Regions from separate parts of the Homo sapiens genome. Here region 2 is linked to region 1. A link is a loop called in an ENCODE intact Hi-C map of the cell type or tissue named here. Cell type or tissue: PC-3. All regions are shown on one strand. Links, peaks and the distances in the headings refer to the core of each region. The heading gives the core; the rest is flanking DNA. Region 1 overlaps ATP11A (ATPase phospholipid transporting 11A). Region 2 overlaps ATP11A (ATPase phospholipid transporting 11A).

The links. Peaks named below come from ENCODE experiments on the same cell type or tissue, not always from the same donor. Only the 100,000 strongest peaks of a DNase experiment are listed, where the experiment ranks them.
Region 2: it touches region 1 in a loop (3-fold over the local background); 17 of 110 quality-filtered maps call a loop at or near these places.

What each region holds. Positions count from the first base shown.
Region 1 is chr13:112,876,410-112,892,174 of GRCh38, forward strand. It overlaps ATP11A (ATPase phospholipid transporting 11A), which reads left to right. Exons shown (of 30, transcript NM_015205.3): 29 at 1,808-1,894; 30 at 5,467-10,759. The coding sequence ends at 1,885. Among named protein-coding and RNA genes, the nearest start is that of MCF2L-AS1, 84 kb to the right of the region's middle. RefSeq lists enhancers at 2,856-3,000, 4,112-4,256, 5,337-5,481, 9,099-9,243, 9,670-10,245 and 3 more and cis regulatory regions at 2,928, 4,184, 5,409, 6,725, 9,171 and 1 more. In PC-3, for the core only: no CTCF peak of the experiment used is centred there; a DNase peak (open chromatin) is centred at 9,582; H3K4me3 peaks cover 911 bases.
Region 2 is chr13:112,693,275-112,709,039 of GRCh38, forward strand. The region is part of intron 1 of ATP11A (ATPase phospholipid transporting 11A); the gene reads left to right. Among named protein-coding and RNA genes, the nearest start is that of ATP11A, 11 kb to the left of the region's middle. RefSeq lists enhancers at 9,213-9,919, 10,541-11,084. In PC-3, for the core only: no CTCF peak of the experiment used is centred there; no DNase peak of the experiment used is centred there.

The DNA of each region.
Region 1 (15,765 bases), core at 7,930-11,929:
CGAGTGTCCCCCCAGGTGCAGGGTTTGGCAGGTGTGAGGACTTAGCTCCCGGTCCCCCATCCTTTTCAGCAGCTGGCCTCTGCCTTCAAGCTCAACCCTAAATCAGAGGCAGTGACCACGACCCACCTCTGCTGCTTTACTGGGAAGCCTGCCTGTCCTCAGAGGGCCGCTGCACCTGTCACGGTCCCTCAGGACTCTATTAACAATGCAAGTTTTCAAGTTTCATCCCCGAAATTTCCAATCACTCCTTGAGGTGGAGCCCTGGACTGGGCAGTGCTGAAGCCCAATGGGGAAATGAGGGGTGGGGGCCCCTGGCAGTGGCTGCTCCTGCAGGGTGTGAGGCTCCCCAGGTGGGAGGAAGACGGGGAGTGAGTGGGGGCCGGGGCCCCAGCCCTGACTCACTCACGTAGCTCAGACACCCGGGGGCTGGCTCCCAGCGGTGCTGCTGTGCTGGGAGGGAAGACAGGTTGCCCTCCCTTGGGGGGCACAGCCTCACCCACCACCCACCTCCAACAATCAGAATGGGACCCTGGCTTGAGAGCTTTCTTGGGACATTGGTGCCGATTTGAAATGTTGAAACCGATGCCACCAGTTCCCGGCACTCCCTCCTTCATGCCTCCTGCCACAGTTTGTAAAATCAGAGCGAGCAAAACTCGTGGTGAAGAGACTGCCTCTCAATGTAGTGAAAATGTCCACACACAGCTCCACTGACTCGGGGGCCACAGGCAGGAGAAACGCAGCAGAACGTGCCAGTTGGCTGCTTATAAGAAGGTCCCACTGAGGGGCCTCTGTGCAGGAGGGGAGACAGTGGGAGCAGGAGCCGGGGCCCTGGCTGAGACTCCGCGGCCCCCAGTGCTTCAGGGGAAACTCACCGGCCCCAAGCAGCCACTCACTGCCCAGCCCTGCCTGTGGCCCGAGAAGCAGCTGTCCAGTGGTGGTTTTCTCTAAGCACGGTCCTTGGTTACTGAGCTCTTTAGCTGTGCAGTTCCACAGCGGGCACACGTGTTCATGACAGGGCTCTGTGCATGGGACACGTGTTCATAACCACATCCCATACATGGGGACGTGGCAGACACACATGTAACAAGGACATCAGGCACAGAAGAGACAGCAGGGCTGGGGGTCTGACCCCGAGAGAGAGCAGGTGCAGCTTGGGGGTGTCTGCTGGGCCCCTAGCTGTGGCCACAGTGGTGTGGCTTGGGGTTTGCACGAGTCTCAGCCCCACCTGGCCCCTGGGTGCATGTGGCTGCAGAGGTGCTTGGTCAAAGATGCCTGAGCAGGCAGGAGTTGAACTCGGGGGGTTAGGAGGGCCTCTCCCCGCAGGAGTCTGGGCTCTTCCATGCACTGTGCACGCAGCCTCCAGAGTCGGGGCTGCCGAGGGCCACGCCCCCGGATGTGTCTGACCACAGGCCCTCTGCTCTGCAACTCATCTCCAGGATGGGTGGGCACTTTGGGAATGCCAGTGAGGACCCTCCCCGTCCCACCCTTTGTTTAGAAGCCCCTGTATTGCTGTGGGTCTCTGCGTCCCACAAGAGCCCCGGGAATGCTTATGAACAGCTACACAGCGGGACCTGCAGAAGGCATAAAGCAGGGGGTGGGAGGGGCTGGCGGGTCACGGTGGGGGGCACCAGTGTCCGCCCAGAGTGACCAGAAGAACTTGCACGTGGTGGCGAGCCTCTGACTAACTCAGCTCTGTCTCTTGTTTCTCTTTCCTTCCCATTTCCTTCCGTCTTCCGACCGCTTTGCCTAAATCCTCACACCTTGTTCACACACCCCTGTGTGCGTGGCCGCTGACCTCGGGACTAAGACTAAGAGCCAGTGCCTTTCTGTCGAGCAGTCAACCATCTTTATGCTTTCTCAGACTTCCAGCAGCCTGAGTTTCTGATGGAACAAGGTGATGCTCCTCTGCCTTCCACGCACCTGGGATGGTAGACACGGGGCAGCAGGGCCATGCCCATCACCAGAGCCCTGAGTCCACGTGCTCTGACGCAGCGTCCACCAGGCGCTGGGTACAGCAGCCTCACGTCGGGAAGTCCCGCCACCACTTACACCTTCTCATGCACAGACTGATCATGGGCTGTGCTTTCCATCAGTCACAGTTAACCAGGGTTTCTCCCTCAGCGTCCGTGCAGCCTCAGAACCCACCTGTGTGAGGGTTCAGACACAGCTGACAGCGGAGAGCTGGCCACATGACCCCTCACACAGGTGTCAGAGGGGTTCCTAAGCAGGAAGGTGTGAGAGTTTGCAATTCACAGGTCATCCAGGCTCTGAGCTCACACACCCTTCCCTCTGCAGCCTGTAGAGCGTGGATCACAAGGCCTCCTCCCTCACGCACCCACTTCTGTGCCCATTCTGCAGCTGGAAAGACTGAGGGCAGCTAGGATAACACGGTTTGCTCAGGACCCATGCACATTTCAGAAAAGGGGAGCCAGGCTGAGCCACACAACTGGAGACAAAGAGGGGACGGAAGTGTTTGGTGTCAAATGTTTGACCAAATTCCCTTTTTACTGTTTTTTAAATGAAAACCTCATTGTTTTTCAAAAAAGCCTTCTATTAATAATTTGCTTTAAAAATGACGACCTTGGCCTTTCTGGGCAATGTAGAGGCGTTCACACGCCATTTTTCTGCGGTGGTGTCCATGATAAGAGCCGAGATTGCAGGGGCCTGCACGCCGTCCTGAAGTCGCGTTCTGTCTTTTAGCCGTGTGCTCCTGCACCAAATACCGCCTTCACGCATGCCTCCAAATCAGTGATGCTTTGAAAATGCATACTTGGTATTACTGTTTTACCAAATGCAGCTTAGAAAAATGCCCAAAGCAGAAAAAGGCTTCTTTTCCCTTTAATAACATCATCTTCTATATATTTTAAACAGGATTTTTAACTGACAAAATGGTCCTTTTTTAAGTCCAAGCAATTAATCAGAATCAACAGTTTTCTAATTTAGTGTCATCAGAATTTGTTAGATTAAATTGCAGAATTTCATCTCACCATTTCTGTACTTGAAGACATTTAGGATGAAATTATTAGGAACATTTTAATGACTCATAAGAGGTCCTTAAGAAACTGATTAAATCATGCCAACTCTGAGCTAAAAATAAGCATTCTAACGATTCATGTAGTTTGTTGAGAGCTGATTTGCTTCTGAGCATGTACGGAAGCTGAGCCCGGCTGCGTAGAGACAGTGGCACGGAGTTTCTCCTGCCCCCTGCGAGGCCTTGGGCCCCGGCATGACCCCCACAGACAGGGCCGGCGTCCACACTTGAACAGAAAGCGCCTGCAGCCAGCACATGCCCGGCGCACACGGGAACACGCCGTGGCGCCGAGACCACCTGCGTTCTGCAAAACTTTGGAGGAATAAACGTGTCACTAGTCCTCACGTGGGGCATATGTTACTTCCAGTGGATGGCTTTCTTTTAACCTGTTCCTACGGAAAAGAAAAGCATCACAGGCCTCAGATGTATATGTTATATATGTGCGATTTGCACATATATGCCCGTGCTGGCATCTCTGCGTATCTGCATGCAGTTCACTTCTCCGTCACTGTCCCCAGGAAGGGTGGCAGCCTCATCCTCTGTTTCCTACTTCTCCTCACCTGGGCGTTTGCCCATTCAGACGTGCAATTGTGCAATTCCAAGCCCGCAGTTCTTCAGCTCCTGTGCTTCCCTTATTCCTTGAATAAGGCTGGGCTACAAGATCTCAGTGGAGTTCTGTGAGCACGCTGGACTCAGGAAAGTCCGTCGCAGGGCCCTGGTAGAGCGGTTACTGGAGCTCGCTGTCTGCCGTGGAAGTGGGCGTGTGGCTGAACGTGTGGCTTCAGGATTCCAGCGGTGCCTGGTAGACCTTCCAGCCGAGGGACCTCAGACCCTCTGCCTCCCGCGGGTGCATGGCCCGTCCCTGAGCCTGTCGCTGTCTCAGTTCTGGGCTCGGGCCCCTCATGGGAGCGGCCCTGCTGGGACAGTGTTTTCCCAAGACGCCCCAAGCCCTCGCCCTGGCAGCTCCATGACACCCCATGCAGACTCCAACAGGGGCTTCGAGCCTCTTCCTGCTGGGGTCCCACGGATGGTGCAGGCAGAGGCCCGAGCACTCCTGGTGGCCCCGTGTGGCCCACGTCGCTCAGTATCTTTCCTCGCCTTGCAGAGGGGTGTGAAGCACAAGGCTCCAGTCCAGGCCGCACAGAGCAGCGATGGGCCCCTCCTGAAGGACCTCCTACGGCGGCCAAGGCGCAGTTAGCTCCACGCTAGGTAACTGTGCGGCTGCTGGACGCCGCCCGTGTGCTGTGACTGTCAGACCCGTTTTTCCTCCAAAGTTGTGCTGTGCTGTGCTGTCTTTGATAACAAAGGTTCACGGTGAGAAAGAGCAGCCCTCTTTACACACACATGCATTTGCTGTCCCAGGTAAGTAACACGCCTGAGGGCAAGCTGACCACACATGGAACATGCTGTGCACACACACGTGTGCACACTCACCCCACACGCACGGCACACAGCCTGACCAGACCCAGCATCGTCAGACACAGGCTCACGATCCTGGTCTTTCGGGGGACACAGCTTCACTTAAAAGGCCCATCAGGAAGGACCGTGCTTTGAAATCAAACGTGGTTATTGCATGGTTTGTGTGGAACTGGGGCCCAGGCAGGTGTGAGTGCAGGTCTTCTGTGTGCCAGCCGGAGCACATAGCTTGTCGCCTCTCCAACAGACATGGAGGCCATGAAGACATCTGCTCCTGCCAGCATCCGCCGCTGCCCCCTGGTCTAAAAGTGGGCTGACCTGGGGACGGCCCCTCATCAGACAGATGCGTGCTGCCGGCCTCCTGCCGCTCCCCTTGCTGGTCAGACCCACAGGGCCCGTGCACATCCGGGGCCCCAGTGGGCTGTCAGAAGCCATGCAGGCCCCATCCGTATGGTGACATCCTAGGCAACATGTCAAGGGGATGCAAGCTGGGCACGTCCAGTACTAAATCAACCCGGTCCCTGTGGGGTGGGGCCTGCCTTCCCTGGGGCAGTGAGTTCGCCTTTTGTTCAAGGGTCTCTGGGTACCGGTATGGCGTTCGAGCTCACTGCACAGGAAGCCAGCTACAGGGAGGAAGCTCGTAGGTTTCCCGTCCATGGCCTGTATCCCTGGGGCCCCTGGGTTCTTCCCTGGGATGGTGGGACAGGGGGACGGTCACTCTGTTGGTACTGAAAAGGAGAGGCCCTCATTCCTAGACAGAGACCCCTCGCCTCCATATGGCTTCTCTGGTGGGGTGGATCCCGCCCGGCCTGCCCTCAGGACGAGGGTGTGTCCTGAGTTGAGTCTAGCAGTTCCTGCAGGAGGCGATGGTAGTGAGTGCATCCCAGAGTGGCTCAGGTCACCCCAGGCAGCCCCGTGGGTATCCCTGAGACTGACCATGTGTCTCGTTCTCTCAGCAGAATGGGTGCGCACAGCCTCGGGACCGCGACTCAGAATTCACCCCTCTTGCCTCTCTGCAGAGCCCAGGCTACCAGAGCACCTGTCCCTCGGCCGCCTGGTACAGCTCCCACTCTCAGCAGGTGACACTCGCGGCCTGGAAGGAGAAGGTGTCCACGGAGCCCCCACCCATCCTCGGCGGTTCCCATCACCACTGCAGTTCCATCCCAAGTCACAGCTGCCCTAGGTCCCGTGTGGGAATGCTCGTGTGATGGATGGTCCTAAGCCTGTGGAGACTGTGCACGTGCCTCTTCCTGGCCCCCAGCAGGCAAGGAGGGGGGTCACAGGCCTTGCCCTCGAGCATGGCACCCTGGCCGCCTGGACCCAGCACTGTGGTTGTTGAGCCACACCAGTGGCCTCTGGGCATTCGGCTCAACGCAGGAGGGACATTCTGCTGGCCCACCCTGCGCGCTGTCATGCAGAGGCCATTCCCCCAGGCCTGTGTCTTCACCCACCTGCCATCATTGGCCTTTGCTGTCACTGGGAGAGAAGAGCCGTCCAGGGACCCATGGTGGCCCACATGTGGATGCCACATGCTGCTGTTTCCTGCTTGCCCGGCCACCACCCATGCCCTCCATAGGGTGAGGTGGAGCCATGGTGGTGCGTCCTTTACTCAACAACCCTCCAATCCGGATGCTGTGGGAAGGGCCGGGTCACTCGGATACCATCATCCCTGCGGATGCACCGCCGTACCCTGCTCATCTGGGAGTGGTTTCCCTGCGGTTACGTCCAAGCCCGCCTGCCCTGTGTGTTGGGGCTGGCTGAGTTTCGGTCTCCCCATCACCGGCCGCCTCGTGGAGAAGGCAGTGCCACGTGGGAGGACAAGGCCACGCCGGCAGCTTCCAGCCCTGCCGCAGAAGTGCCAGGATGTCCATCAGCCACTCGCCAGGGCACGGAGCCGTCAGTCCACTGTTACGGGAGAATGTTGATTTCGCGGGTGCGAGGGCCGGGAGACAGATACTTGGCTGTGATGAGCAGACATCCTCTGTCCCCGTGGAGGGGTCAACACCAAGGTGGTGTTCGTGCACCAGAACCTGTCTCGGGCTGACGGGGGTGGCACACAGGACACGGGTGGATCCCAACAGGCAGCACCGCACCTCTGCCCGCCTCCCGCACTGCAGCTCCGCCCGCCGGGCTCTGCGTCCCCACGTCCCCTCGTCCCATCCCCACGTCCCCTCATCCCGTCACCTCGTCCCCACATCCCCTTGCCCCGTCACCTCGTCCTCATGTCCCCTTGTCCTGTCACCTCGTCCCCACGTCCCCTCGTCTCCTCATCCCCACGTCCTCTCGTCCCCTTGTCCCGTCCCCACATACCCTCGTCCCCATGTCCCCACGCAGGGCTCTCCTTCGTCTTAGGATCTGTCCAGCGCTGCTCTGGGTGGGTTAGCAACCCCAGGGCTGCTGTGATAGGAAGTCCCTGTTGTTCTCCGTACTGGCATTTCTATTTCTAGAAATAATATTTGACATAGCCTTAATGGTCCTTAAAGAAGACATTTCAGTGTGAGATTCAGACTTCAGACGCTGAAACTGCTGCCTTTCAGGAAAGCACCACCAACGCTGGAGGAGGAGCCGGCCCTCACGCCCGCCCCGCGCCACGCTGTGGAACGGGGCTCCGGCAAGTGAAACCCAGAGGGTGTTTCCGAGGTGCTCGACAGTAGGTATTTTTGGAAGCTCAGATTTCACCATTTGATTGTATAATCTTTTACCTATAAAATATTTATTTGAAGTAGAGGGTAAATCAGCGGTAAGAACAGTGAACACAGTGGTTGGGATAAAATAAGGTGACAAACATCACACCAAAGATGAGGGTAGCGAGCAACTGGCTTGAGCAGACAGAACGGGGAAGACTCCACTCTGTCCCGAGGGGCCAGCCGCAGGCGTCCCCAGGGCCACCCTGCCCTGAGGTCCTTGTGTGGCCGCCCTGGCTTGGCAGCCCTGCCCACGCTGCCCCCGCAAACAATGGTGTGTGCGTTTTTACAGCCCTTTTTAGGAACCCAATATGGGCATAAATGTAACACCTGTAGCGGGGGCAGATTCTCTGTATGTTCAGTTAACAAATTATTTGTAATGTATTTTTTTAGAAATCTTAAAATTGCCTTTGCACTGAAGTATTTTCATAGCTGTTTATATCTCTTTTATTCATTTATTTAACATACTGTCTAATTTTAAAAATAGGTTTTTAAAGCTTTCATTTTTAAGTTTATGAAATTTTGGCCACTTTACATTTAGATTCTGGTGAGAGTTTTGACTGAATGTTCCAATCTCTGATGAATGCGAATTTTCAGATTTGATTTTATTCTCTACACACACCTCTTCTTTTCTTGGTATTTCTGGTGGCAGTGATTAGTTGAACAGCACATTTAAGGCACGATAATTTGCTACACTTTTTCTTTACAATTTGTTGCAATTTCATCTGCTTTCTATGTTTCATTGTTAATTGCCATCCTTCAGCCTTAAAAATAGAAGATTCTCACGTGAAGGTTTAGTAAGTTGGGTCCCAGCTCTGCCTGTGTGGAGATAGTCACCATGTACCTCTGACAACAAGTTTTAGTGTGAAAGTCACTAAACTTTTACACACTCCCAAACGTCTTTTTAAAAATTGCTTGGGAAATTATTAAATGAATGTGCCTGATGATTTGAAATAGACAAGGGGCACGAGATAAAAAAGAAAAGGATGAGAAGATCCTCAGTGAATGACGTTGCAGGGTCTTCATGCAATTTTCCACCTCGCAGTAGTTAGTATTTACTTGCCTTAAACTAACTTTGAAGCAAGTAATGTCAACTTTGAGCACTTTGTTGAGTTTTGAAAAATCTTATTTGTTGCTGCACAGGTTAATAAATTATCAATTTGTAATTCAGCATGTTGGTCAGAGACACGGTCACTGATTCACACCCAGTCCCTGCCACAGACCGTCTCAGACACGCACAGTGGGCCTGCTGCATGATTCACACCCAGTCCCTGCCACAGACCGTCTCAGACACGCACAGTGGGCCTGCTGCATGATTCACACCCAGTCCCTGCCACAGACCGTCTCAGACACGCACAGTGGGCCTGCTGCATGCGTGTTACCTGGCTTTTGGCTCCACGCTCACTCATAGCCATGTCCACATGGGGGCTTGCACACAGGATCACTCACATATGTACATGTACCCACCACAAACGTGCAAGCTCCTGCACACATGCATGCACACAAACGTGTACACAAGTGTGAGCTCCTACACGCATACACACACACACGTGTACATGCACCAAAGCATGTGTGACCTACAGACATGCAGAACATGCACGTGTACACATACCACAGACACGCGTGTGCATGCTCCTACACAATACATATGCACATATCATGAACAGCGTAAGTTCCTACACACGGACGTGTGATACACACATGCATGTACAGGTAAGCACACATGTACAAGCTCCTACAGGCTTGCTCTCACACACGTGTATGCACAGCAGAGAGACGTATGAGCTTCTACTGCACACATGCACACACACACGCACACGTACATTCACTACAAACGTGCAGCCTCCTGCACACGTGCACATTCATGTGTACACCACAAATGAGTTCCCAGACGTGTAAACACACGTGCACACATCGTACACATGTGAGCTCCCACACGTACACACAGATGCACATGGACACACCCCAAACACGCACAGGCTCCTACACACATGCACACACGTGTACACCACAAACGAGCTCCCAGACATGTAAACACACGTCTCCCACACGTGAGCTCCCACACGTACACATGCACATGTACGCACCACAAACACATGCGCAGGCTCCTGCAGGCGTGAATACACACATGCACACACATATACACACATGTGCCACAAACAAGTGCACACTGTCCTGGTGTCCTGCACTGCATCCTGCCTCCTTGCTGAGGGGCCCCTGTGAGAGGCCTCTGGATGGGCATGGGAAGATGGGCTCCCTGGCCCCCAGCCCATGCCTCCCTGGGATGAAGAGTCCCCCTCCTGGCAGAATGTCTGGGCTTTGCAGAGCAGGCCCCGGGGGTGAAGTCGCAGCTTCACTTACACCAGCTGCTCTGTGAGCAAGGCTTGGTGCCCTGGACAAGGCCCTTCCCCTTTAGGGAGGTCCAGCCTCGCAAGCTGAAACCTCCCCTCGGCTCAGCCCTATACCAGGCGGCCACAGCAGGACTGGCCACACCCACGCCGCACCTCATCCGTGCACGCGTCGGAGCACGGCCAGCCTTCCGCCACGAGCCAGCTGGGAAGGGCCGCGGCCGCCTAAAGCCCCAGTCAACCCAGCCTGTGTCTGAGCAGACAGGGCGAACAAGCAGGCCACACCGTCTCGAGGGAGGAGGCCAGATGCGGCCAGCGTCTCCAACAGGGTGACCATCCGCTCGGCTTGCTGAGCGTTTAAACAAATGTTTAGACAGGCTGTGGGGACTCCCCTGAGTTGAGCCTTGGCCAGGGGTCCGGTGCTGTCGCGGGAAACCTCCAGCCTTGTTCTTCAAACCACTCAGCTCATGTGTTTTGCACTGACTAGTACTGAATAATACAACCACTCTTATTTAATGTTAGTATTATTTATTTGACAACTCAGTGTCTAACAGCTTGATATGCAGGTCCTTGCATCCTACATTTCTTTAGGAAGTTACCCATTTGTAACTTTAAAAACAGGAAAAATATCAGTTGGCAAATGCAATCTTTTTTTTTTTTAAGCTAAAGGTGGGTGAACTGGAATGAAAATCTTTCTGATGTTGTGTCTATAAGCAGCCTTGATGGGATATGTTAGAAGTGTCATGAAAGTGTGATTCTACTTTTGCAGAAAAATCTAAAGATCAATTTATATAGCTTTATTTTTTACTTTATCAAAGTATACAGAATTTTAATATGCATATATTGTGTCTGACTTAAAATTATAATGTCTGCGTCACCATTTAAAATGTCTGTTCATTATGTAATGTAATAAAAGAAGGTCTTCAAAAATGTATTTAACATGAATGGTATCCATAGTTGTCATCATCATAAATACTGGAGTTTATTTTTAAATTATTAAACATAGTAGGTGCATTAACATAAATCAGTCTCCACACAGTAACATTTAACTGATAATTCATTAATCAGCTTTGAAAAATTAAATTGTTAATTAAACCAATCTAACATTTCAGTAAAGTTTATTTTGTATGCTTCTGTTTTTAACTTTTATTTCTGTAGATAAACTGACTGGATAATATTATATTGGACTTTTCTCTAGATTATCTAAGCAGGAGACCTGAATCTGCTTGCAATAAAGAATAAAAGTCTGCTTCAGTTTCTTTATAAAGAAACTCACACAAGTGGTGTGTACATTTTCTGCTCTGAGAAACTGTGCAGTCAGAACACTTCGCAGCGTGCTTCTGTGCGGGATGGAGGTGGCAAGCCCAGTGGGTGATGTGGGCCCTCCCTGGCTGTTCCCTCGGCTGCCACCCCCTGCAGGGATACCAGGTGTGCCAGGTGCAGGGCCCTGGTGCTGACTGCCCTGGATGCCAGTGCCTGCACAGAACCGGAAACACCACTGGGTTTCCCAACCTTCTGGTCCATCCCCACCACAAGCTCCTCCCTGACCTCTGCCAAGCTCCTGCCTGCCACCTCGTGCTTGGGGTCTAGGTGCCCCCTTTCCATCCCAATTTTCCCTCTTGACCAAACCCCAGGCTCCTCCAGGCCCTTCAGCCTCCTGGGCTCTGTTGGCTGAACCCAGCCTTTCCCACTCTGAAGTAGAGGGCATTCCCTGCCCCCTGCCACTCCCAGCCCTGGCAGAATTCTGGGTGCTGCCACGGAGCCCCCGGAATGCCCCCTGGCCTTGGAGGCCGTGGCCTTGTCCCAACCCTGACCTCACCCTCTCTCGAGTTCCACCCAGCCCGGCCGTGTCATACTCTGCAGTTTTGTGTCTTGTCTGGAAACACCAACTTCAAAACACCACCAGGTCCCAACTTCTGGGATCCCAGCTCCATTGGGGCACCCGGAGAGGGGCCTTGGGGTGGATCCTAGAGCATCCCTGGTGGCTGGTGCCTGAGTCCCGCCTGGCTACATCTCCTCTCCCTGCTCAGCCACCTGCTTCCCATGGAGTCTCAGCTCAGGGCCACGTGGGAAACACCCCGGGAGGGGACAGAGGGCCCCTGGCTCGCAGGCTGGAATTCTAAACATGGGACTTTTTCTGGCTCCTGAACGCCACAAAGTCGGGGGTACTTTTCACAGGCAGTGCTCCGAAGGCATCTGTGGGGTGAATGAACCTACAGCTGCCCTGGATTCTCTCCGAAATGCTTTCCTCTCGTTCCCTGGATTCTCAGCATCTTCATGTGGGCTTACCTTTACCTTTCCAGCTCGTAACCCTGAAGCCATCTTCCGTACAGCTGTCTCTTCCTCTTGTAGCAGGAAAACAGATAATGCTGTGATTTTGCGGGTCATGGGGAGAAGAGGGGAGGGGCAGAGCAGGCTGGTCCCAGGGGGCGGCACTAGGGTGGGAAGGCCTGGCCCTAATGAGTGACCCAAACTCGCTTCACCTCCCCCTGCTCTCCAGACAGAAGACATGAATCCTGAAAGCGAGATGCCCAGTGACCCTGCCCACTGCCCAAGGAGGAGGAAGCCTGGCCCTCCCTGCCCATCAGGGCCTCCTGGGGAAGCCAGAGGGGGATGCAAGCTTGCCCTCCACACTGGCCCATCTGTCCCGTGCCAAAGATCTTTTCTTAACTGCAGATGCTAGGTCACTGGGGGCCTCTGTGGGTGTTTAGCAAACATCATCAACCACACAGGCCACCCGAGGCCCCCACAGCAGATGATGCCGCCTGTGGACCTGAATGGGAGTGTCTGTGTGCCTGCAGCGGTGAGGATGGAGGAAGGCGTGGCTCGTGTGGCGCTGCGTGCCCCGCGCTGATGCTGGGGCTCCCAGAGCCGCCCACGTGGCCTGTGGCGCACTTGCTCAGTGGCGGGTCCTGAGGTGGACGAGGACTGGCCCTGTCCTGAGGAGGCTGCCGGTCCTTTGCACGCGCAGTGAACCCGCTCACCTCGTGCAGCCTGTCCTGACGACTGCTTTCCACAACAGCATAGCGTGTGGCCTGCCAGTGAACGGGCCCAGGTGTGGGAGGGACGCAGGGACAGAACCCACAGGAGCCCCTTCCCGGTGTCTCGAGAGGTGTCCTCAGGGCGTCCTCGGGGCATCCTCAGGTGTCCTCCGGGTGTCCTCAGGTGTCCTCAGGGTGTTCTGGCATCCACCAGCCTGCCCAGGGCATCCGCTGCTCCCCCACATCAACTGAGGGCTGTTCCATGCCAGCCTCATACTCTCACCTGGGACAGGATTGCTGGGAGGGCTCAGGGGACGGGGCAAGGCCAGCCAAGCCCAGAAGGGCTGGAGGGAGAGCGAGGCCGGCATAAAATGGTTCTCAGCTCATGTGGAGCCACAGATGCTGGCTTGGGGCAGCCTCCAGGCTCTGACAGGGAGGCTGGTTTGTTCAGGTGTCCTCCAGTGTCCCAGCAAAGGGGACATTCCAGCAGCACCTGGGGCCAAGAGAGAGGGAGGAGGATGGAGCCTGGAGAAGAAATAAAAGTTGGAATTAAAAGTTGTTTGCTGGGAGAGGAAGAGCCATGTGCCTATCTCAAAAGCGTGGGTGACATGCGTGCTTCCTGTGAGCGCCCTGCGGAGGCTCGTCTGTGCACCAACACCCCGGGGTCTCCCCAGGTGTGGCAGCACCACCCTGTCCTCCACCTGCATCTCCTCTGGGCGCTCTCCATGCGGCGCTGGGGTCAGGGCCCGCCCCACTGACCTCCTTTTAGCTCGGTCGCCTCTGTAAAGACCCCATCTCCAACCAAGGCCACATTCTGAGGCACTGGGAGTTAGCACTCCGACATCTCTTTTTGGAAGACACAATTCAACCCCCAACACTCCGTTCTGGGGGGCCATGGAAATGCCTCATCCGGCTTCAGGGCAGTCACACCTGGGAGCAGCCGCGGCCTGCGGGGTGGATCCGGGCCTGTGCGGCGGTGGGGTGGGGTTGGAGGGGTGTTTGAGGCCATGGCTGCTCCTTGGATGACAACCTGGAACACACCAGGGGAGCTCGCTTGCCATCGGTTCTGAGTGGCTCAACCTGGGTGACTGCAATGGACCGAGAGGGTCCGGGTCGTCCCCAACCCGCAAAGGCATCCAGGAAGCCACCCGGGGACCCTGCTCAGAGCAAGGCAGAGCCAGACACACAGCAACAGGCAAGCCGCCCCGCAGAGGATGAGCCGAGGCAGCACGCACCAACACGGGGCTAAAGTCAGCATCTCACTCATCTCACAAGGCTTCCTGACTTCTTAAGACATCAGTGGTTACTCTAAAAGAGAAGAGCAGGCCGTGGCGGGCAGGTGACCCCTCACCGTCGCCCTGGGGGAAGGAGCGGGCTGTGGCGGCCGGGTGACCTCTCACCGTCTCTGTGGCGGCATCACTGTCTTTCTGCCGGCCAAGCCATCGGGGCAGCAGAAGAGTCTCAAACAGAAACCCGGCTCAGCTCTTGTTTCTCACCTCCTTGTTTCAGCAAAATTCTCCCCAAAAGGTGGCTATATTTGTTGTCTCTGTCTCCGTACACACCCTCATCTGCCTCCCGATCTGTGGACGGCTTCTGGGCCCTCGTGGGACGGCTGGGTCCTGTCTGTCTCTGCTTCTCAGCGGGCCCCGGCGCAGGCCACCACCCCACCTGCCCTCGTGGTCTGCGTTCTTTGCCTTCACAGCATGAATCTCACCCCGATTTGAGGCTGTGTCTGTGTACATTAACCTATTTTATGTATTTTTACTGAGACATAAGCTCCAAGAAGTGAGAGACTTTGCCTCGCTCTGGGCCGAGCCCTGTGTCCAGCATGGGGCCTGGGGTGCAGGAAGGACGCAGTGACCATGGGGCTGGCTGGACACAGACTCAGGGCCCCTGCCCGGCTCAGCTTCCCAGTGAGGATTCCAGGTGCTGGGTGCCTGGTTGTAGCCAGCCAGACCACCCTGGTCAGAGGTTTCGGGACAAGGGCTGGCAGGAAGCCCTTCCCATACAGCTGGAGCCCATGAGGCCGAGCCCGACGGCACCTGGGCAGTGAGAAGCCAAGACCTCGGCACTTTCGTTCTGGAGGAGGGGGTGAGGGAGGGACAGTACCGCTGTCTTGTCTAGGCAGGGTTTGTGCAGATTTGGGGGCTGGAGGAGGCCAGCGTAGCCCTGCCCTGCTCCCTCCAGCCACCCAGAACTGCAGAGGCGCCAGGCCCAAGTCTGCCTGTGGCGTGTCCAACACAGAAGGGCAGATTCCGAGACAAACCAGGGTGGCTACAGGTTTACAAGGGGGCCCTGTGGTCTTTCCTCTGTAGGTGGGAGGACACTGTCGCCACCTTCCTCGGCTGTGTAAGGCGAGCACAAAGGAGTCTCCCACCTGAGATACGATCACTCCTTTTCTTTCCCGTACAGACATCTCTGTGGGAGCGATGCTTTCACATAAAGCGCTTAATCTCCAATGGTAAAGTTTCCAACACTAAGTCGAGACGTTGGAACAATTTGGAAGCAGATGAACCTTCCTAAACTGCTTATGGGACACAGTGACCACACGGAGATGCCCTGGAAGGATTCCAGCCTTTGGGGTCACAGGCACGGGCACCACAGCTTCCCGGGTGCCTGCTACCTGAGCTCGCTGTAAGTGCCGCACGGCTTACGTGGAATCCACAGAGGCAGCCCGTACTCCCCCCTCCATGTGCAGCGCCCAGACACGTGTGCCGAGGCTGCAGGTGTGCTACAGTGCGGCGGCCAACCGGCTTTCCCCTGCAGCCTCAGCTCCTGCGGGATCTGCTCACTGGTAGGCAGTGACGCCCTGGCGGGAGTTGTCCCTGAGGTCTCTGCTCCTCCTGCTGTGCTCGCAGGGGAACCTGTTTGTGACGTAGTCTCCTTGTGCCCCACTGGGCTTCTGAGGCTGTGAAAGCTGGTGGAGCACAAAGGGCTTGCCCGGCCCTAACAAGCCTGGCCCCAGCAGGGCACCGCGGGCAGCCTCTGATGCGCGGCTCTGGGCCTTTGTCCTCGGCTGAATTAATTTCCTCTTGAATTGCCTCAACTTTAGAATGAGCCCTAGCCTTTTCTGAAGCACACACATCTTGGGGTTTTGTCCTCTGTATTTTCGCTGCATTGGCTGCCAATGCGGAAAGCTTTCATGGAGAAGACGTTCTGGCTTCTTGTCTGTCTGTCCCCTGAGGGCTGCGGGCCAGCTCCATGCCCGTCCACGGTGTGCAGGTGGAGGCATCTTTCAGGGTATCAGGTGGGAATCCGTGCTTCCTGGCAAAGTCTGTTCCAGTGTGGTGCCCACTGTCCATGCG
Region 2 (15,765 bases), core at 56-4,055, 190 kb before region 1:
TGCTTGTGCTTATGGGGTAGTGTATGCTCCCTGGGGTGATGTATGTGCTCTGGGGGGCGTGGGGAAAAGCGTGTGTGCCGTGGGGTAGTGTATGTGCTGTGGGGTAGTGTATGCTCCCTAGGGTGATGTATGTGCTGTCGGGGGCGTGAGGTGGTGTATGCTCTCTGGGGTGATGTATGAGCTGTGGGTACGGGGAGAGGGGACGGGGTGGAGAGTGTGTGTGCCGTGGGGTGGTGTATGTGCTGTGGGAGCCATGGGGTAGCGTGTGTGCCGTGGACTGGCGTATGTGTTGTGGAGTAGTGTATGTGCTATGGGGTAGCATATGAGCCATGGGGTAGTGCATGTGCCATGAGGTAGTTTGACCTCCATGACGTAACACTTTAAAAGCACTTCTAGGCCAGGCGCGGTGGCTCATGCCTGTAATCCCAGCACTTTGGGAGGCCGAGGTGGGTGGATCGCCTGACATCAGGAGTTCAAGACCAACCTGGCCAACATGGTGAAACCCTGTCTCTACTAAAAATACAAAAATTAGCCGGGCATGGTGGCGGGTGCCTGTAATCCCAGCTACTCAGAAGGCTGAGGCAGGAGAATTGCTTGAGCACAGAAGGCGGAGGTTGCAGTGAGCTGAGATCGCACCATTGCACTCCAGCCTGGGCAACAAGAGCGAAACTCGTCTCAAAATAAATAAGAGTATTTTTAACAGCATGGATGGAGAGCGAGTTCCATTTCCTCTTCAGAGCTGTAAGGTGAGCAACACCGATTCAGGTAGTTTAAGTTCCGAGAGGAACCAGGGCAGCCTCAGCGGGTAGCTTAGATACTTTTCTTAGATACTCTCTGGGCAGTGGCCTGAATGCTGAGTGGGAGCCTCCCTGCCCTTCTTAGCCATGTGGCCTTGGGCAAGTGGCTTAATTCCTTCTGCCTCAGTTTTCTCCTCTGAGGGTAAGAGCAGTACTCATTTCATAGCTATTGTGAGGGTTGAATGAGGTAATCTGGGTGGAGAGCCAAGAATGGGGAAGCTCTCAGTCCGTTTGTCATGCCTGGCTGTTAACATAGCTGAGTCCCTGGGTAGGGTTGGCTGGGGAGAGAGCAAACCTATGGGCTGCCAGTGCTGCTGCTCAGCTACCTGTGGGTCCCGGCCTGCTGGCGTCGTGGGTCACAGGAGAGGTAAACCGGGCACCCTGACACTGAGCATGGTGTGGAGCTCAGGTAGGATTCAGAAAGCTTTACACGCTGTGGTAAAACAGCCCTTGATCTCTGTAAGGCTGAGCATCCCGGCGTGGGCAGGATGCTTCCCTCCCTCTTCCCTTCCATGCCTCTATGTAGGGCATTTGATTTTTCTTCAGAGTTCTGTGGGTCAAGAACTCAGTCTTGTTATGGTCCTATAATCTTCTTTCAATGATTCAGCCCAGATATTCCTTGTTAGTTTTGTTCTTTTGCCTGTCAGAGCTTCTGCTTGTTTCTACCTTACCATTCTTGCTTCTTAACATTCTAAGATAGAAAACATTGAAGGATCTGAAGGATTTCCTTGCTGACAGTAGATAATTACTTTCAACACAAACTGTTATAAGTTTTTTTCTAAGAGAAAAATAAACATTTTTGCTTCCCGAGAACTTGAAGCAGTGCTATATTAGAGTGTGTTAAACCTTCTAGAAAGTCCAGCTATTTATATGCATGCATACATATCTGCTTCTTTTATTTATTACCGAATGGTGTATAATGTGAACATCAGTGTTCAACTGTGAGGTTGCCCCTTCTGAAAGACAGACTTATTTATTTAACTCAGTTATGCCAGCCCCTGTTTTAAAATTTTAGAAATGCCACATAATTTTGGAGTTTCTTTTCCTAATCCAGGATTAGACGATCCAGTGGGACCTTGCTGTTGTTCAGCTGCTGGAGTCTACACCACAGGAGCACTAAGTTAAGCTGCTTTAGCTGCCAAGGTCTTCAGGTATTTGAAATAAGTGAATCCTGAGGCATAGAATCCAAGACTAATAATCTGTCTCCAGCAGTGTGGTGGCAAGCCTGCAGTACAGACTCGTAAAGTGTTCATAATGAACAAATGTTTAACCAGGCAGCTCATCACACGAATTCACCAAGCACCCTTCTTGTCTTCAGGGCCTCGTGTCTTCCACCTGGACATTCTAAAGCAGTCTGCCCAGATGCATAATTTCACCTTTGTGTCTACACAAAGGTTGAATCATTTCCATTGCTTTTTGGAACCCTGTTGAATATCTGCTTATTAGGAACAAGCATCTTGAGGTGCTTTTATTTCTTGCCAGGGAGTGAATTTAATAACCTAGAGGGAAAAAAGTTTGTATTATTAGGTTTGGCTATAGTCAGCTAAATTTCTAGGGATAAGAACACTGTCTTCAGTTTACAATTAGTTAAAACTGTGTTGAATCCATGAATAAAAATACATAGTTGCTTAACTACACATGAAATCCTCTATTTACAGATGTATTAAACCCTAAAACCCAAAATACAAATTGTTCTCTGGTGCTTGGAGCATATGTTCAATAGAAACAGGGTTAATAAAAGATTCTCAAGTCCCAGACTTATCAATGTTTTTTTAACCAAGTTAAATGCTGGTAAAAATGCTATTTATTTGCAATAAAAATCAATAGCAAGCAAGTTTTACAGAGTAGAAATTCAAGAAGATCAGATAAGGGATGATTTTCTCTTTCACTTGGATATTATTATCTGAGAAGAACAAAATGGTACATCCCAGAGGTGCCGAGGTTAGGCGTCGGAGTCTGACAGACCCACATTCAAGTTCCGTCTCGGCTGACGGCTGCGTGGCCTTGGCAAGTTGGTTGCCCCCTGTACGCTTGGTGCCCCATCTGCAAGGTGGGGACTATGATGGTGCCCACCTGGTGGGTCTGTGCAGTGACGGGACAGGTCACGGCGCTCGTGCACGCTGGGTGCCCAGTGCACGGGGCGTCTTTGTTGCGCGCATGGACCTGCGGCTGCATCACCGTCCATGCTTCTGGGCTTCTTAAGGAGACCGCCTCTCACCTTGGGCTTTCCGGAACCTTCTCCCCGCACTCCTCTTCACGTGGAGAGTGGGTGACCTTGCCCTGCTCTCCCGGGGAGAGCGGTGGTCACTGGTGGGAACGCCCCTGCCACGCCCAGCAGCCTTTCTGCCTCTGCGCTTGCCTCCTCCGGTTGGAGCGAGTGACCCGTTCTGCCGAAGTCCAGTCCCGTGTGTGCTGCGGCCCCGTCTCTCTCCCTCTCTGAGTGACACTGTCTGCCCTGCTGCTTGCCGTCCCGCTGTTGGCACCGCTTTAGACCCCATATTTCCCAGCGGTCACCGTGCTCATTTTTGGCTTCCAGCTACCGTTTTTCTTAGGTTACCCCGCGTAGCTGGCCCGTCCTTCCTTCTCCTGTCTCTTCTGTGCCTACCGCGGGGGGTTCCCTTACCAAGGTCTCCATCACCCCCAGGCCCACCTCCCTCGGGCCCCTCTCTGCCCTTGCCCTCCACCTCAGCGACTCCGTGGGGCTTTTGTGATCCCAGCTGCAGTTAGCGAGCGCCCCTGTGTGCTCAGAGACACGCCAGTGAGCCGGGAAGGACAGAGACCCAAGTCCCATCCCTCTGGGGCCCCCTTGGAATGGGGGAGGCGAACAGGAAACCACCACAGTGAGTGTTGGGGTGCCCCGCAGGCGACGGTGCTGAGAAAAAGAGAGTGGGGTTGGGGGCAGTGCGTGCGCAGGCTGGCGGGTGGGCGAGGCGGGTGGAGGATGCGTGGGGCGCAGTGCTTGCGCGCAGTGGGTGGCGGGGTGGACGAGGTGAGGGCCTGGCCAGGTGGGTGCCTGCGTGTCCAGCCTGAGGGGCGGCCCACGCAGCAGCCTCTGGGAGCCCTGGGGCCTTCCGTGGGCTGCTTCCTGTGGCGTCCTGCGGGCTGGCCGCCCCTCGGTGGGCTCCGGTGCTGGCCTCTGCCTTCCCCAGGGCCACGGTGGGCTCCTAGTGGCCTTTCTTCCCTCTCCATCAACATCCTTGTCCCAGGAAGAGGCGTCCACTGCCTGCTACACGCCACCCAGCCGTGTTCATTTCCGTGTTCCAGTGTCACCCGTGTGCCTAGAACGTTCCTGGCACAGAAAAGCCACGCAGAAAACAGCTGCTGGGCCAACACCGAGACCCCAGGTCATTAGTGTTAATCAGAGTGATGAAGAGGTTGCCATTGGCAATTCGGAAGGGAATTCAGGGAGAGCAGCCGCAGTGCCCTGTCCCCAGAGCCTGGTGTCCAGAGCCAGAGTTCCGAGGGCCTCCTCATAGTTTTAAAACTCTTTATTTTATTTTTATTTTTTATTTTTGAGACAGAGTCTCACTGTGTTGCTCAGGCTGGAGTGCAGTGGCTTGATCTTGGCTCACTGCATCCTCTGCCTCCTAGGTGCAAGCAGTTCTCTTGCCTCAGACTCCTGAGTAGCTGGGATTTGTGCCACGACGCCCGGCCAGTTTTTTTTTTTTTTTTTTTTTTTTTTAGTAGAGATGGGGTTTCACCATATTGGCCAGGCTGGTCTCGAACTCCTGACCTCAGATGATCCGCCCACCTCTGCTTCCCAAAGTGCTGGGATTGCAGGTATGTGCCACCACGCCCAGCCCTGAAACTACTTTCATTTTAAAACGATGAGTTCCTAAGAACTAGACTCTGATCCCTGGAAACAACATGCCAACCTCTGGCATGCAGGACCTTTGCTTTCCAGGCAGGCATTTCCCAATTTTGTTAGATTCTCAAGGGAGCCCCTGCCCCTGCTAAAGTTAAGACTCCTGTGCTGGGACAGGCAGGCTCCTCTGATGTGGCTGCACGGGCGCACTCAGCAGCCTCGATACAATTTGAACTTCTTGCTGACATTTGAACACAGAGGACGGCACATACATCCCCACATTTCCCCACTTTTTTGGAAGTCTCGTGACTCCTGGCCTGCTGGTTTCCCGAGGACCGCTTCTGCTGGAGCGATGGCCACTTGGGGAGGGTCGGTGCTCTCCACTGGCCTGAGTTGCTGGGCCCATCACTGCTGCGTCGAAGCCTGAGACCACCCCACCCGGTCCCAAGGAGGACACAGGCTTTTCTGGTTTGGTTGAGACTTGCAGAGCCTAAAGAAAACTGCTGAGTTGTTTTTGCGAGTTACCTAATGGTGCTTTAGCTGCTGCATGCTTTTGTCCCATGGTGCGTTTGTTTGTAATTCACCACAGCTGTAATTGCAGCAGAGCCAGAGAGCTTTCTCCTTATTACATATCCTGAGAAGGAAGCCCTGGCAGCCCGACCTGAGAGAGGGTGATGTGGCTCACTCATGCAGGGATGCTGGGACATCAGGCTGGGAGTCAAGAGATGGAATTTTAGGCTTTCTCTGCCACCTTTTACCTTTGTAACTAGGGTTGATGTGTGAACCCTTTGGGCAGATTAATCATTAGTTGCCTCTTTAAACCAATCTTTTATTTATTTATCTTTATTTATTTATTTTTGAGACAAGGTCTCACTCTGTCACCCAGGCTGGAGTGGGTGCAGTGGCGCTATTTCGGCTCAGTGCAACCTCTACCTCTTGGGTTCAAGTGATTCTCATGCCTCAGCCTCCCAGGTAGCTTGGATTACAGGCGCCTGCCACCACGCCTGTCTCATTTTTTAATTTGTATTTTTAGTAGAGACAGGGTTTTGCTATGTTGGCAAGGCTGGTCTCGAACTCCTGACCTCAAATGATCCATCTGCCTCGGCCTCCCAAAGTACTGGCATTACAGGTGTCAGCCACCGCGCCTGGTCTTTAAACCAATCCTTTAAATCTTCTCCATTTTCAAAGTAGAGTGGGAAGAAACTGATTTTTCTATGAATAAAGATTGTGTAAGTCGTTCTTTCAAATGTGATTTGTGTTCACATTCAGAAATTTGTTAGTGACATATTTTCACTTATTTGCAAGTGCCTTTCCTTACAGTTTTTCTGCCACTCAACTCAGATGAGTTATTCTCAAGGATAAAGACCACTTAGATGAATATATTTTCAAATTCTTACTCTGAATGTGTTTAAGTAACCACCCTCTACCCCGTTTGGCAAAATGTTTCCCATTTTTCTGTGGTTTTTATTTTATTTTTTGTGGCTTTCAGAACCAGATCACTTCTTGGAAGGCATATTAGAAGTTTGCAGTTGAGACGATAAAATAAGTCACTTTTTCCTGGGAGGTGGTATTATGTCACACATCATTTGGTATCAAAATTTCCCCCGGCTGTGGCTGCAGAGTTGAAGGACATCAGCTGGCTGCGCTTGGGGTTGGTGGTCCGTTGTGAACTCTGCACCGTATAGTGTGTGTGCTTTATGTGCAAACGTTTTAACAAAGACAGGTTGCTGCGGGCAAGAAGGGTTTTAACTTCTGTTCGTGTTACTTCTGCTGAGTTGGAAGGAGCACATTTCACAGATGATGTCATTGGTGGAGGCCGAGCCTGCCAGCACCTTGTCTGCGTGTGCTTTGGCTGGACGATGGTCTACACTGGGCCCCTGTGCAGCCTCCTGCCGGGGAGCCTGTGTCCCACCTGGCTCTGCTCTGAGCCATTCATGTCGCCTCCAGTGGCAGCTGTAAAATGAAACTCATGGCCTTTGCTGTCTCTCTTGTCCTGGGTGGTGAGGATCAAATGAACCTTTATTAATGGACATGAAAATAACCTTGTAATTTCATACACTGAAATTACACTTTTCGTACGCTTTTCAATGTAACACATTGTAAAGCGCTGTAAAAATATCTCAGGAAAGGGCTGCCAATTTTTGTCACATCTCATGTGACAAAGGTAATTTTTTTTTTTTTTTTGGCTTGGAAAGGGAACGAAAATAAGATCATTTTTCCTGGTAGGAAGGTAAAAGATTTTAAAGAGAAGGTTTGTTACATGTGAAAAAAACGATTTGATCAAAGGCATAATTGGTTGAATTATGCATTCGACAAGGATGGAAATTACACGTTCAACAAAGATGTGAAGAGCGTGCAGCCTGGCAAGGCATCTCTGTCCTTAGCGTGCCCACCCCCAATACGGGAAGGGCAGGAGAGGCTGGCATGAGGCACCCGTGGTCCGTGCTGTGGGCACCTCCGGGAGGCAGCCTGGGACAGGCGGGTCCTGCTCCAGAGAGAGAAGGGGCTGCCGTCCGGCATGTCTGGGAGGCTGGGTCCTTCCTTCCCCAAGGGTTGTATCCACAGCCCCTCTCGATCCTCACAGCAGCCCTGTGAAGGAGCACTGTGCCATCCTGTGACAGGGCAGCCAGGTCTCATTGGCACTGGGTGCTGAGGGTGGTGGGTGGGCGCAGGCCTTGATGCCTGACTCTGACCTTGTTCTCCCCGGCGTGGTCTGCACCCTGTGAAGGGTGAGTGAACGCCCTCCTGGCCCAGTTCAGCCCCAGGTTGTGCCTGTTGTCCCCACATCGTTAATAATTATCCATAGCGTCCCCTTCACTCGCAGAAGCGTCCGAGCTTAGACAGCAGGTTCCACGGCCACTCCAACATGCGGTCTCAAACCCAGGGCCTGCAACTCCCGCCATGTGCCCCGTTCTGCTTGTCACCCGCCTCGCCCTGAGGAGCCTCCAGCTGCTTCAGGACTTGTCCCTGTGTCACACATCCAGGGCAGTTGTTCACTAGCATCCCCGCTACCCCTGAATCCATCTCCACGTGCGTGGGCTTGGACCTGCTTCTCTCGCCCACTTATCTGTGTATCTCTGAGTAGTGAGACTTCCACGTTAGCGCTGTGGGGAAGAGGCTGGGCTTGGCTCAGCTGCTGAGGGATCAGCCGACCCCAGGTCGCTGCGGCCCTTTCAGGAGGACGTTGGGGGGCAGGAGTGGCCGGCGGCCACCTGAGAATGGGAGTGGCACCCGAATATGTGGAATACACAGAAATTCGAGTCCGCCTGTGGCCGTCTCCACGGTCCTTTCTACCATGATTTCTCCATGTCCCCTGCAACAGCGACCCATCCCAGCCAGGAGAGGAGAACTCTGGGAGGTTGCCTGGCAGTTACAAGTGTGTTAAGTATTGTTGCTGCGTGCTTATCAGTTAGGCTCAGGCACAGCTACTAACTTCCAGGCATCTCGGCAGTGTCTGGCGTTTGGCAGTCAAGTTGTGTTTAGTTTTGACTTAAAGATTAAAAGGTTATAGAATACAGGAATAATCTACCTTTTGAAGGAAAACTTGCCAAGTTCGCCTGACCTTTGAAATGCCAAGAATCCCAGAGATGTTGAAGGAAGTGCCCAGAGGAAGATCTGGTCCACAGTGGGTATTCAGCACACTGATTTCTTTCCTATAAAAAATTATCTGTCAGGGCCGGGCGCGGTGGCTCATGCCTGTAATCGCAGCACTTTGGGAGGCCGAGGCGGGCGGATCACGAGGTCGGGAGATCGAGACCATCCTGGCTAACACGATGAAACCCCGTCTTTCCTAAAAATACAAAAAAATTAGCTGGGCGTGGTGGCGGGCGCCTGTAGTCCCAGCTACTCGGGAGGCTGAGGCAGGAGAATGGCGTGAACTGGGGAGGCGGAGCTTGCAGTGAGAGGAGATCGCGCCACTGCACTCCAGCCTGGGCGACAGAGCAGGCTGTCAACACATTTATAACCCCAGCAATGGACTGAGGTGTGAGTAGGTTCCGCGTCGCCCTTTTCCTCCCAGTGTTACCCCCGGCACTGTGCTTGTGTCTCGGCATCCTGTGGATGGGGCCTGCGGTTATCCAGCTGGTGGTTCATGAGCACACACATGCCTGAGGAGATGGATGGAGACAGGCGTTGCTAGTAGCAGTTCCTCCTCTTGTCACAGAGTGTGCAAAAACACTCTTAAGTACAGCCTGGTGCGATGGGTCAAGCCTGTAATCCCAGCACTTTGGGAGGCCGAGGCGGGTGGATCACCTGAGGTCAGGAGTTCGAGATCAGCCTGGCCAATGTGGAGAAATCCTGTCTCTACTACAAATACAAAAATTAGCTGGGCATCGTGGCGGGCACCTGTAATCCCACCTACTCGGGAGGCTGAGGCAGGAGAAGCGCTTGAACCCAGGAGGCAGAGGTTGCAGTGAGCCGAGATCGCACCTTTGCTCTCCAGCCTGGGCAACACAGTGAGATTCTGTCTCAAAAAAAAAAAAAAAAAGAAACCACTGTAAGTACAGACACCGTAGCAACCACACGGAGGCCCCCCGCCCCGCCCCCCGCGTGTTCCAGTGGGAAGCAGAGCCTCGGAAGGCGTGCACACGGGGGGTGCGTGATGGTGTCTCCCTCTGCCCTCAGATGGCCAGGCCTCGGGCCCGATGTGCCAGGGTGGGTTCTTGTGTTCCGCGGGCTTCTTGTCCCTTCTGTCTGCTGTGTTGTGCGTGCGTCTCTCTGGGTGGCCTTGGCCGGGCTTCTCTCTCTGTGAGACAGGCGCATCTCTCAGGGCTTTCTTCGTTCTGCTGATATCTATCCCCTCTCAGGACCACTCGGTTTCAAAAGCGGTAACTAAACTTGTCTAACACGTGTGCATGAGAGGAAGGCGGCCAGAGGCATGGGTCTGAGGGCTTTGCTTGAAGAGCGGGCGGTGTGCGTGTCTCGCAGCGCCCCCACCTCGGTGTCTCAGGGCCTTGCTGTCTTCCGCCTTTTTCCCAGCGTCTCACCAGCAAAGTGAGTTTATGAGAATCATGTTAACACACAGGCTTGATGATTGAGAAAGCAGATGCTGAGAATGTGACTATGGAATGAATAATTTTCATTATGAAAAACTGATACATTGTTTACGACATGATTCTCTGAGATGCTTGTTGCTGAGATTACAAACTTAAATGGTTTTATTGTTATGTAAGCACCTAGCATCTTAGTGTGGAGCTGAACAGGTACTGCCTGTGTTTCAGAGAGCTCAGCCGCTGTTACAGAATACTGCAGGCTGCATGGTTTACGCAATAGAAATTTATTTCTTGTAGCTCTTGAGGCTGGAAATCAGATCAGGGTGTCTGCATGGTGAGGTCTGGTGAGGGGCCCTCCTGGGGGGCAGGAGGCTGTGTCCTCCCAGAGGCGGGGAGAGAACTCTCTCTCTTCCTCCTCGTAACCACACACCAATCCTGTCTGATTAGGACACAGACCTCATGATCTCATCTAATCGTAAGTACCTCGTAAAGGCCCAATCTTCAGGTCCAATCACATTAGGGGTTAGGGCTTCAATATGAGATTTTTGAGGGGATCACAGTTCAGCCCACAGCAGTGTCCTGGTGACCGAGGCACTATTTAGATGGCGAATATTCAGACGGATCGGAAATGGCAAAGAGGACAGTCAGAAAAACACATTACGCCTTGTCTGTTGCTTTATGAAATAGATGACAGAAGCATGTTCCACGAAGTCTGGAAAGACAGAACGTAATTACTTAGTGAGAATGGGTTATTTTTTAAGTTGTGGAACAAAGTTAGGTAATTTGACCCTTCTTAGATGTAACAGACCGCAGTTCCCGTGGTTGGTTCGGATCTAAGGTTCTGTGTATTTATGTCTTCTTTTTGCTTTTTTTTTTCCCACTGGAGAAAGCTGGTAGGGGAGAGGTGGTTGGTATTAAAACAATGCTATAACATATTGTTTTGGTGTTTGCATTACAATCCAAACACACAGCATCTGGCTTATTGACAAGACAGATGTTAGGGTTTACATCACAAAACGGGATTGGGCCTGTCTGCTCAGTAAACTCAGAGGCTGCTGGATCATGATCTGGTTCTTCCAGTAAATGGAATTGCTTTTTGGAGCCCATACTCTGTTCACCTGCGTGTGTGGAGGAGGACGTCTTACCGTTGACAAAATTGGACCGTGCTAGTTGGAAGTTGCACTTGAAATGCAGGTCAGAACAATGGGATACGCTGGTCCTGCTGTCCCAGGCGGGGGAGTCACGGGAGGGCTCGAGTGCCACACCACCCACACGTCAGCCACCATGTGGGTTCCCAAGGCAAGCAGTGAGTTCCCAAGCCAGCTGTCGTCCACCTTTCTGGGTTAGTGTCTTTTTAAATAATCAAAGGTCTTTACCATCCATTAAGTACTGGCCCAGTTGTTGTACGCACAACTCAGAGGTGATTGTAGGTTGTGACTGCTCTCAGTCGGTAGTTAGGGTGGCCTCTGGCGATTGTTGGAGGAATTATGGGTACTTTGCGCTCTCTTTCACTGAAAATGCAAGGCCAAGTGGCTCCAGCACTCAGCAGAAACCATAACTGGTTTTGATGCTCTTGGGAGCCCAAGGCCACAGTGGCTGCTCTGCCCCCGCGTTGTCTTATCTGGAAAGGTCTGTGGGAGGCGAGGCTCTGACTGCGGCGTGCGTCTCAGGTTTGTATCTGGAGCACGTGAGAGTATGAGATGGGCTGGGGGTGTCCCCCTCCCTCTGTACTTGCTCAAGTACAGGAGCAGCTTGCCTGAGTCTGAGATGGGCTGGGGGTGTCCCCCACTCTCTGTACCTGCTCAGGGACAGGAGCAGCTCACCCATTTCCTTCATTCTTTCTGGCTTTGTTGCTCACCATTGCCTGGGAAGGAAGTGGCTGCCTAAATAATTAAATAATCTCCTGCTTCAGAGAAAAGAGGATTTCCTCCAACCTATTTTCAGCAAAGGATTAGGGACAATGAGGTCCTGCCAGTAGAATGCCATCTAGATTTTGGTGTGGTTTTCCAAGGTCTCAGATTGCCCACGAAGACATGGAAATGGCTTTCAGACCTCAGCGGGACCCCTGGTGTGGGGGATGGGAGGTTTGCAGGCAAATGGGACCACAGATTCTCCTTCACTTTCCGATAAAATGCCTCACAAACGTGGAATAACGGGCATCTCCTTTTCTCTCTAGAAAGTGCAGTGAGGTGACGTGATTTCACTCAGATAAATGGAGACAAACCATTAAAATATTAGGTAACCATCAAGTATACACGTGCTTTTTTGTTTTCAGTAATAAATGACTTTGGTATAAATCTGAAAGCAACATGTAAAAAGAAAGCTGGAGCGACTGTCATGGTGGCTGGAGTTTCCTTTTGTCCTCATTTCTGATGTTATTTAACTCCTTTTACCATTTCTCGGATGTAATGTGGAAACAAAATGTGCAGGCCCTCGGCAGCGAATGACACGTAGAGAGGGAAACCCTGGGATTCTCGTAGGGGAGGGTGTGTGATGTCCTCAGCACGCGGGGGTGCTCAGCAGTTGATGTTCATCCCGCACGCACTGAGCAGCTGCTGTATGCGCTGAAGATTCTGTGGGGAGCAAGAGGTACAGGCGCCCCAGCTCTCCTGGAGACTGGGCAAGGATGGAAGGCACATGGCATGTAGCACACCCGCTGTGAGGAGGCGCCAGGGACAAAATGAGAAGGGAAGGGTGTCCGGGACGGGGCATGGAGGACGGGAAGCCGGCAGGGACCATCAGAGGACAGCTCCAGGCAGAGGAAGCCCCCCAGGAGGGATGAGCAGAGGCCTAGTCTGAGACCTAAGCAGGTGTCGACTGCCCCTTTAGTTTTCTTGCTCACAATACAGAATGTATGTGTTGCTTTTCAATAGTGTTTTAAGCTTGTTTAATATTATACGGCCAAAGGAGGAAAATGTTACATAGTAGGTAAATTTGGATGATTTTTAACATTATAAAGATGTATTGCTTTATTGAACGAATATACAATACATTGATTTATAGGTAATTTTTTTATTGTGGCAAAACATACATAAACTTTACCATCTTGTCCATTGTGAAGCGTACAGTTCCATGGCGTTAAATACACTCAGTGCTGTACGATCATCACCGCCAGGTACTTCCAGATCTTTTTCATCATCCCAAACTGAAACTGATTAGGGGCAATTTTAAGTAGTTTCTGCATCTACTATTGTGTAGCTTGCTTTTTGGGCAACACTCTTTTTTTTCATCAGTGAAAGAGATCTTAACGGGTGAAGAGAAGACATTGAAACACAAGTGCTAGTTACGTTTAAATGCAGGATGGACCGAGATAGGAGGATTTTTTTCTTTTAAATAATTGGCCATAGTAAAAGGTAAAAAGGTAAAAACTTGAATGTGAGGACTCATTTGCACTTCATATTTTGCTTAATATGCTGAGAGCTGCAAGAGAGGAGGATCTGGTGTTTCATCTTAGAGCAAATCATACTTGATAGTAAGAGACAGAAAGTCATAAAAGCGTGATGTTCAGCAGGCAGGACATTTAAATCATACAGCTCATAATGATGTTAGTTGATGGTGTTACATGGTTCCATGGCTTTTTCCTAAGTGTGTTTATAAGAAATTGGAACGAGGATGTTTTCTGTGGCATTTTCTTCCAGGAGCTCGGTTCTGCTAATTGCTTGGTTTGAATAAGTGCTCTCTTTCCAGTTGGTCTATAACATTTCTTTTACTATCTAAGAAATTATGAAGAAATAGATTGATTAATTTGAAAATTACATTTAAGAGTATTTTCCTGTAAAATTGTTGGTTCTGTGAAAAACAATTCCTGTTATTTCTTCTCTAAATACAATGAGAATTTTTTTTGTTCTTATATTGAAATAGCTCTTTGATTTCCTAAATTGCTGTGCTGCTTTTTAAAGGACGGCATGGTTTCAGAAGCTATTAGGTTGGTGCAAATGTATTTGCGGTTTTTGCATTGTTGAAATTTGCTGTTTGATATTGGAATACACTCTTAAATCAATGTGGTTATGCCACACATCATTTTAATGTGAATTTCTCACTTTATGCTTTTTTGCGACTGAGTTATTACTTGCCGTTTAAGTTTATTTTAGACTGTGGAAAAGACGTTAGACAAAAAGCAAATTCGAGCGATTTTCTTATTCGAGTTAAGAATGGGTTGTAAAGCAGTGGAGACAACTCGGCAACATCAGCACCACATTGGGCCCAGGAGCCGCTGGGAACCACTAAACGAGCATACAGTGCAGTGCTGGGTCAAGAAGTTTTACAGGCTGGGCGTGGTGGCTCACACCTGTAATCCCAGCACTTTGGGAGGCCGAGGCAGATGGATCACCTGAGGTCAGGCGTTTGAGACCAGCCTGGCCAACATGGTGAAACCTTGTCTCTACCAAAAATACATAATTAGCCCTGTGTGGTGGCACACGCCTGTAATCCCACCTACTCAGGAGGCTGAGGCAGGAGACTTGCTTGAACCCAGGAGACAGAGGTTGCAGTGAGCTAAGATCACACCATTGCACTCCAGCCTGGGCAATAAGAGTGAAATTCTGTCTCAAAAAAAAAAAAAAAAAAAGAAGAAGAAGTTTTGCAGAGGAGACGAGGGCCTTGAAGGTGAGGAGCGTAGTGGCCAGCCTTTGGAAGTTGACAACGACCAACTGAGAGCAGTCATTGAAGCCGATCCTCTTAAAACTACACGAGAAGCTGCTGAAGAACTCAATGTAGCCATTCCACAGTCGACCGGCATTTGACGCAAATTAAAAAGGTGAAAAAGCTCGGTAAGTGGGTGCCTCATGAGCTGAGCGAGAATCAAAAAAATTGTGATTTTGAAGTGTCATCTTCTCTTATTCTACACAACAAAAACAAACCATTTCTCGATCAGATTGTAACGTGCGCCGAAAAGTGGATCTTATATGACAACCAGTGACAACCGGCTCAGTGGTTGGACCGAGAAGCTCCAAAGCACTTCCCAAAGCCAAACTTGCACCAAAAAAAGGTCCTGGTCACTGTCTGGTGGCCTGTGCCGGTCTGATCCACCACAACTTTCTGAATCTCCACAAAACCATTACATCTTGAGAAGTATGCTCAGCAAATCCATGAGACGCTTTGAAAACTACAACGCCTGCAGCCGGCATTGGTCAACAGGAAGGGCCCAATTCTTCTCCATGACAAAGCCCAACCGCACGTCACGCAACCAACACTTCAAAAGTGGAAAAATTGGGCTGCGAAGTTTTGCCTCATCCGCCATATTCACCTGACCTCTCACCAACCAGCTACCACTTCAAGCATCTCGACAACTTTTACAGGGAAAACGCTTCCACAACCAGCAGGATGCAGAAAATGCTTTCCAAGAGTTTGTCGAATCCCAAAGCCTGATTTTTATGCTACAGGAATAAACAAACTTATTTCTCGTTGGCAAAAATGTGTTGATTGTAATGGTTACTATTTTGGTTAATAAAGATGTGTTTGAGCCTAGTTATAATGATTTAAAATTCACGGTCCGAAACCGTAATTACCTTTGTACCAACCTAAGTCCCCTTATTATTAGTAAGAAACTTAATTGTAAAATGGAGTAATTATATATTTTACATCGTTAGACTCATTTAAAAACCGCAAGTATAGCATGAAATTGACTAGAAACCCTATTTGTCAGGTAATCTTCGCAGTTGACAGAAAAGTAAAACGTAAAAGGAGTATTAATGGCTTTTCCTTAGCACCCTCACTCACAATTTTAGTTCATTAAAAAATGGGTTGATATTGATTTCTATCAACATGTCACCCTTGCAAACCTCAGAGCGACTGAGTCTGATGGACAGTTTCTCGGCTTCCCTGGCTGTCACTCAGATGTGGCCTCTCACTGTGGGCCCCACGTGGGCTGCGTGTGGCCCTGTGAGTTGGTCCCACCCCTGCCCGACAAGCCTGTAGCTTTGGTCGTCTTCCAACGAGTGGCTCTCCCGCCTGTGTTTTGAACTCATGGAGGGGGAGGGGGAGTTTGTGCAGAGAATCTAGGATCATGTGCATCTGATTTTATGTTTTTAATGGGCCTGGCCAAGGAAGAGAGAGTGATTTGGTTCCTGTCTTAACTTGAAGACCCTCTGGGGCAGGCACATGTTCCAGGGTAGACTCCGGGAGGGATGGGTGTGATGTGTCTGTAGGGTTCCAGGCGGGAAGGGGAGTGCCG